Regions from separate parts of the Homo sapiens genome. Here region 1 is linked to region 2. A link is a contact called in ENCODE Hi-C data. All regions are on one chromosome and are shown on one strand. Each heading gives the region's core, a stretch centred on a gene start or an enhancer-like site at or near the end of the contact. The rest is flanking DNA. Distances are from core to core; before and after follow the strand shown. Region 1 overlaps LOC105379013 (a long non-coding RNA gene). Region 2 overlaps LOC105379013 (a long non-coding RNA gene).

Region 1 (3,190 bases), core at 70-2,569, 240 kb before region 2:
AGTCTCCCAAGTAGCTGGGACTACAAGCACACACCACCACATTTGGTTAATTAAAAAAAATTTTTTTTTTGTAGAGACTGGGTTTTGCTATATTGTTCAGGCTGGTCTCGAACTCCTGGCCTCAAGCAATTGTCCCACCTTGTCCTCTCGAACTGTTGGGATTCCAGGCGTGAGCCACCGCACCCAGCCAGCACCCATTGCATGGACAACTGTGATAACCTCTTATCTGGTCTTCCTATTTTTGTGTTTACCTGCCTACAATCCATTCTCCCCACAATCCGTTCTCTAAAGTCATCTTTTAAAAACACATGTCAGATGCCACTGAAAATGAAATCTGTCCCTCCCCCCGCCAACTACTTCAGTCAAGCCACCTGGGTCCTTTTTTGGGTCCTTGCTCTTGCCAAGCTTGTTTTAGCCTTGGGCCCTTTGCCACAGCTGTCCTCTTGCTTTGGAATGTTGTTCTCCCTGATCCCAGTTCTTTCTTGTTATTCAAATCTTAGATTTAATGCTACCTCCCCAGAGAGAGTCTTTCCCTGGCCACTCAGCCAAAAGTAGGTTGGATTATTTCATCTGTCTCACAGAAACATACACATCTTTTATCCTGTCCTGTCTCGTCTACCTCTTTCCCTGTTTCATTCTTTAAAAGGTTCTCTTTAACCCATTTCTTAAGTTAGCCTGTGATGTATATTAGACATCACTTAGAATCCTCTAAGCACCACCCATGGGGCTAAATTCATGGAGCAACCATATTGGCTTGGGGGTCACACATACTCCTCCCTTCCTACCTCTGTCCCTCTCTTCCTTCCTCTTGCCCTCCTTCTCTCCCCTTTTCCTTCATTCCTTCCCTCCTTTCCTCCCTCTTGTTGACATAATTAATTTGTAGGCTCTAATGAGCTGTTAGACTCGTGTTTTTAAACATCAAGGCAGTTATGGCCTAAGGACGGGAGGACCAAATTTGAAGTCCAAAGACTCAGGAGACTCAAGGGAAATTCTGTTTCCCTCCTATTTGTTTCTGAGCCCCAGTTTTCGTATATTTGAAGTGGTAGTAAAAACTACTATTTTACAGGTTTTTGCTGAGTGAGACAGTAGGTGTATCAGTTATTTACTGCCACAATATGTAATAACCACCCCAAAGCTTAGTGGCTTAAGCCAGCCATTTGGTGTTTCTCACACCTCTGTGGGTCAGCTGGGAAGTTTTGCTGATCTGGACTAGGCTCAGTCATGTATCTGCAATCAGCTGCCCACTCACCTGGGGTCTAGCTGGCTTAAGATGGCCTTCAGCTGACGCCACTCATCTCTGTTCCATATAGTTTCATCTCTCCCAGCAGGCTAGTCTGGGTTTGTGTTTCTGGTGGTGGCAAGGTTCCGAGAGAGCAATCAGACACCTTTAAGCACATTTCAAGTTTCTGCTTGCATCAAGTTTGCTACTATCCCATTGTCTAAACAAGTCTAATGGCTAAGCCCACTGCCAAAGGGCATGAATACAGGGATATGTGCAAAATCCTTGTCCAATAACACAACCCACCAAAATTGAATTGAATAATAGTGATGTGGTGCTTCCTCTCTTCCTTAATCTTCCTCAGCAGCCTTGAGCACTCTTTCTGATACGCTTTCATGATAGAAGTTATTGATAATTCCTAACATTTCCTAGACTCTATGTGCTGGGGCGCTCCAGATACAGCAGTGAATGTACAAAGTCTATTACATTTTAATGGTGGGGAACAGAGAGTGAATAAGTAAAGATTAAAATATACCCAATTCCACATACTGATGTGTGCTCTAAAAATACTCCTTTATATTTCTTTATGAGTGTGTTTTCCACACTATACCAGCATCGATCTCCTTTAGGACAGAGACTAAGTTTTCATCTTTGCACCTCAAGTCTCTAGTATGGTGCCTGGCTCCATAAGTGTTCAGTAAATAATAAACCTGCCAGTGGGCAGGAGAGCTCTGCAGAAGGCTTGGCAGTGAGGGGTGTGGAGCCATGGACTCTGCCCTGGCAGTAGCTATTTGTTTTCAAGAGCTCATTCCTGTCAAGTCTTATGTTTTCCTATGGGAAGGACTTCCCTTTCTCCCTGACGTGCCCTTCTCTCAGTAAGTCTCTATAGGGATGCCCCCTGGCTCCAATGTCTATCACAATGGTGATTCTGACCAATGGCTTGGTCAGCATTTACCCAGAACTGCTTCTCTCCTATAACCCGGGTGCAGTGGCTCACATCTGTAATCCCAGCACTTTGGGAGGCCAAGGCGGGCAGGTCAAGAGGTCAGGAGATCAAGACCATCCAGACCAACATGGTGAAACCCTGTCTCTACAAAAATACAAAAAATTAGCCAGACATGGTGGTGTGCACCTGTAGTCCCAGCTACTCGGGAAGCTGAGGCAGGGGAGTCACTTGAACCTGGGAGGTGGAAATTGCAGTGAGCCAAGATGGCGCCACCAGACTCCAGCCTGGTGACAGAGCTAGACTCTGTCTCAAAAATATAAATAAATAAATAAATAAATAAATAAATAAATAAATAAATAAATAAAAGAAGCTCTTGCGCTCCTCTTCTCGGGCACTTGTATGTCTCATCATAGGTCATTGTAGGAAAGTCAGAGAGGACAAGGGATAGGTAGGCCTAGGTGTTTTCCTCACTTCCATTTGGGATTGTGATGGTGGAAATTAATCATCTTAAGTAGAAAGGCTCCATGGTATCCCACCTCTCTCAATGTGAATGAGAGATAGACTAAAATTTATGAGTTTTGCCATTAAGCATTAGCGTTCCTTCATCACCTGGCTTGATTCTAGACCCTCTATTTACATGTTATTCAAGGCCAGGCATGGTGGCTCATGCCTGTAATCCCAGCATTTTGGGAGGCCAAGGCAGGAGGACTGCTTGAGCCCAGGAGTTTGAGACCAGCCTGGGCAACATGGTGAAACCGTGTGTCTATAAAAAGTACAAAAATTATCTGGGCATGGTGGTGTGCACCTGTAGTCCCAGCTACTTGGGAGGCTGAGGTGGGCATTGCTTGAGCCTGGGAGGTTGAGGCTGCAGTGAGCCAAAATCACGCCACTGTACTCCAGCCTGGGCAATGGGAGTGAGACCATGTCTTAATAATAAATAAATAAATATATTTAAAAATTGTTATTCAAGGCCTCTTTCCATAGACTAGTATGCCCACTTGAAGACATTGACTAGTTTAAAAAGT
Region 2 (3,335 bases), core at 411-2,910:
CTCTACTTCCCTAAGCTCTGGTAGAGTTCCTTTGCTCATCACAGAATGGACTGCAAGAATCACATCAAAATCTTTTGAAAGAAGTTTATATTTTAGAGGAGTATTTGAGGTTAATTTACTAAGTCTCTGTTTTTTATAAACCAAAATTCGGGCTGCATGCAGACACTTGCTGCCAAGTTTAGAGGTTAGGTGACCACATATAATTTATTTTGATCAAGTAATGAATTTATAAAATGAAATTATAAAATATTCACATAGGCCCTATTCTTAGGGCCCTATAGATTAGGTCACTTTGTGCTATGACAGTCTCTGTCCCAGAGAAATTTACAGTGCCATTTTACTGAAAATCTTTTTTCAAATATCTCAAGTAATTGGGTACACACACACACACACACACACACACCAGATACCCCTGAGAAGTGGCAGTCCTGTTGTGTAAGCTAACACAATTGGCCAGAGCATTTTCTTATGCTATCCAGTCTTTCAGTTCCCATCTCTTACCTTCTAATTATACTACCTCCTATTATAAATAAGTCTTTTTTTGTAGGGTGTCAGGAACTAGTAGACTCTTGCCAGCCCCATTAGCCATCCATATTTAGATCCTTTAATCTTTCCTCTAATCTGACTCCCTGAGTCCCCCTCCCCTTCGACTACCCCCTCTCCTTGTCCTTCTCCAAATTCCTTAAGATTCTATGCCCCTAACTCAAGCTTTACAAAATCAGAGTGATATTCCAGATGCTTGCTCACTGAGAAACTGAGAGACCAGCTGTCACCTCTGCTTTCTGTTACTCTGTGACTCAGGGTATGGTCCCAAAATAGGTCTGGCCTTTCATGCTGCCTTCTCTCATTGCAGTCTGGCTTCACCTTACCTGTCCACCATCACCCCAGTTCCCCTTTAGCATTCCTGCTTTCCAGGTTTCTCTTCCCCATGAAGTGAACATGTTTCAGTTTATTTCCATTCAAACATGAATATGCCACTGGTCAGCACTCTCAGAAAGAATGTGTCTTACTTTCACCCTGGTTTGGAATTAGCCCAAAAGTCTCCATGAACATTTCTACCAAAGGAGCTCTTATTTATAAGGCCTTCCAATCTGGAAAGAGAAAGCAAGAAAAAAAAATTATGATTTTAGACTCCATTAGTACTTCTAACAATTTTCTGGAGAAAGTAAAATAGCATTCCAGGAGGATCTGCCTCAGAAAAAAATTTGATGGGCTTATGAAGAGTGACTGTGTACCACCCTGGAGCTAAGGAGAGGAAGCTTTTCCCTACTAAAGTAAATTTCCCTGGGCTTACATGGAACGGCACAGTCATGGGCTTCATGGTGCTTTGTTGCTTGGGAACCCTGCTTTCTTCCCTCCTCCTCCCCCAGAATCTGTCCTACTCTCCCTTCTGGGAGCTCAGCTACGGCAGGTGGCAGGAAGGGTGTCCATGGGGACTGAGGAGCCCCACCCTCCTCCAGGAAAGTGCAGGGGCCCACGCTGTGCCCTGGGGAAGTCCAAGAGGCCCTCATCTCAGGAACTCCCAAGCCCACAGCACTAATCCCCACAGCTTCAAGAGGAGAGAACATTCCTATTTTAAGAGCTCCTGGGTAACGTTGTGCTCACTGAGGTCTGAGTCACTGCTCTTCTTTAAAGTTTTTGAAAGAAATCTATTTCTCAGCCATTAGCTTTGCATGTTTTTTTTTTCTGCCTCAAAGATCAATTGGTTTACCACAAAATGTAAAGAGAGTTAGTGAAGCAATGGTAACCAAGGAAGCTATGGTGTCTAGAAGTGCAATAACAGACAAGGGCAGAGCTAAGAGTTAAATAAGATCTAAAAATAAGTCACTAACTATACCCCACTTCCTGTAACATACAATACACAGGTACCTAGGAGAGAAAACCACTCACAGTTCAAAAGAACACATAAAGAACACTGCAATTAAACACAGCCCACCCTGACCCAAGTATCACCATCTCCTTAATTAACAATCTTGTAAGCAATGAGGATATTTCATTGTAAGCTTATTTGTCGTTATGATGCTTGAGAATATAGAACCACCATATCAGCCATTACAGTAATTACAAAAGAAGGTCACATCACAACCACGGCATTTGTTACCCGTTGTATAAACCACTGCAAGGTGAATGTGAGTTTTTCCACAGAGTTTGCCTGCAAGAAAAACCATGTATTTCTTCCTTATCAGCAAGCTACTGTCTAAACAATTTAATGTTTTCACATTACCATCAATAATAAAACAGCTAATGTTTATTGTACCTTTATACAATAATCCATTATTACCTCATTTAATCATTACAACAACCACATGAAGCATCCCCTTTTTACAAACAGGAAAACAGAGGTAAAAAGAGATAGAGTAACTTGACCAAACCAATCCCCGTTAATAAGTGTTGAAGTTTAATTTCAGATTTTCCTAGCTAGTCACCTCAAGAAATTAATCACATTTGATACGGTTGTTTACAATTCAAAATTTGAATGCCATCAGTTCCAACTTTATTTTAATGGCCAACTTTATCTTTCCCCCAGCTAGTTAAGCTGATTTTTCACATATGTAAATGACTTCTATTAAAATTCAGTTTGTACTCTTTTCTCAGACTTCTATATTTAATATCACATTTTGGGTGTGGCTCAGCAAAAAATGAAAGTAACTGGTTCAGAAAATAAACACCCAGTTTCCTCTTCATTCTTTTTCCTTTGAGAAAAAGAGTAGCCGGATCTAAATAGAATGACCCTGGCCCCAAGTTAGAAGTTTCCAATTCCTTGGGACTCCCTTGGTGTCTGCATTAGTTTGCTAGGACTGCCATTAATAAAGTACCACCTACTTGGCGGCTTAAACAACAAAAATTTACTTTCTCACTTCTGGAGGCTTAGAAGTTCGGCAGTGTAGCTTATTTCTGAGGCCTCCTTCCTTGGCTTGTAGATGGTTTTCTTCTCCCTGTGTCTTCACATGGTCTTCCGTCTATATGTGTCTGTCTTAATTTCCTTTTATTTTGAGGACAACAGTCACATTGAATTAGAGCCCACCCACGTGACCTTATTTAATCTTACTTCCCTCTTTAAAGACCCCATCTCCAAATACAGTCACATTCTGGGATACTGGAGGTTAAAACTTCAGCATATAAATTTGGGGAAGCAACAATTTATCCTATAGCACTATCCTAACAATTTTCTTTTACAAGGTTGTCTATGTAGCACAATATAAATGTCTTTGACCCTGACAACCAGGAGGTTAAATCACTGCTTTTTCTAAATGCTTTTGTATTACCTCCCTGTGATGATACACACAAGTTTTTCTATGATCAAACCAAGTTTTTATTCAAATACTGTTATCAGC

The links. Hi-C counts contacts between places; a loop is a spot of excess contacts on that map. Pooled maps may share reads with other maps.
Region 1: a pooled map shows a loop between it and region 2 (7-fold over the local background). The contact joins two enhancer-like sites. A Hi-C loop is called at or near these places in 1 of 168 maps with a recorded cell type or tissue (gastrocnemius medialis), 1 of 37 single-sample maps with no recorded cell type and 10 of 50 pooled maps.

What each region holds. Positions count from the first base shown.
Region 1 is chr5:68,466,017-68,469,206 of GRCh38, forward strand. All of the region lies in intron 3 of LOC105379013 (a long non-coding RNA gene), which reads right to left. Among named protein-coding and RNA genes, the nearest start is that of PIK3R1, 250 kb to the left of the region's middle. RefSeq lists a silencer at 66-360. Within about 2 kb of position 1,320, at least 2 of the 41 ENCODE cell types and tissues checked have a DNase peak (open chromatin) inside an H3K27ac peak, as active enhancers do.
Region 2 is chr5:68,709,936-68,713,270 of GRCh38, forward strand. The region is part of intron 2 of LOC105379013 (a long non-coding RNA gene); the gene reads right to left. Among named protein-coding and RNA genes, the nearest start is that of LINC02198, 320 kb to the right of the region's middle. RefSeq lists an enhancer at 1,869-1,918. Within about 2 kb of position 1,661, at least 8 of the 41 ENCODE cell types and tissues checked have a DNase peak (open chromatin) inside an H3K27ac peak, as active enhancers do.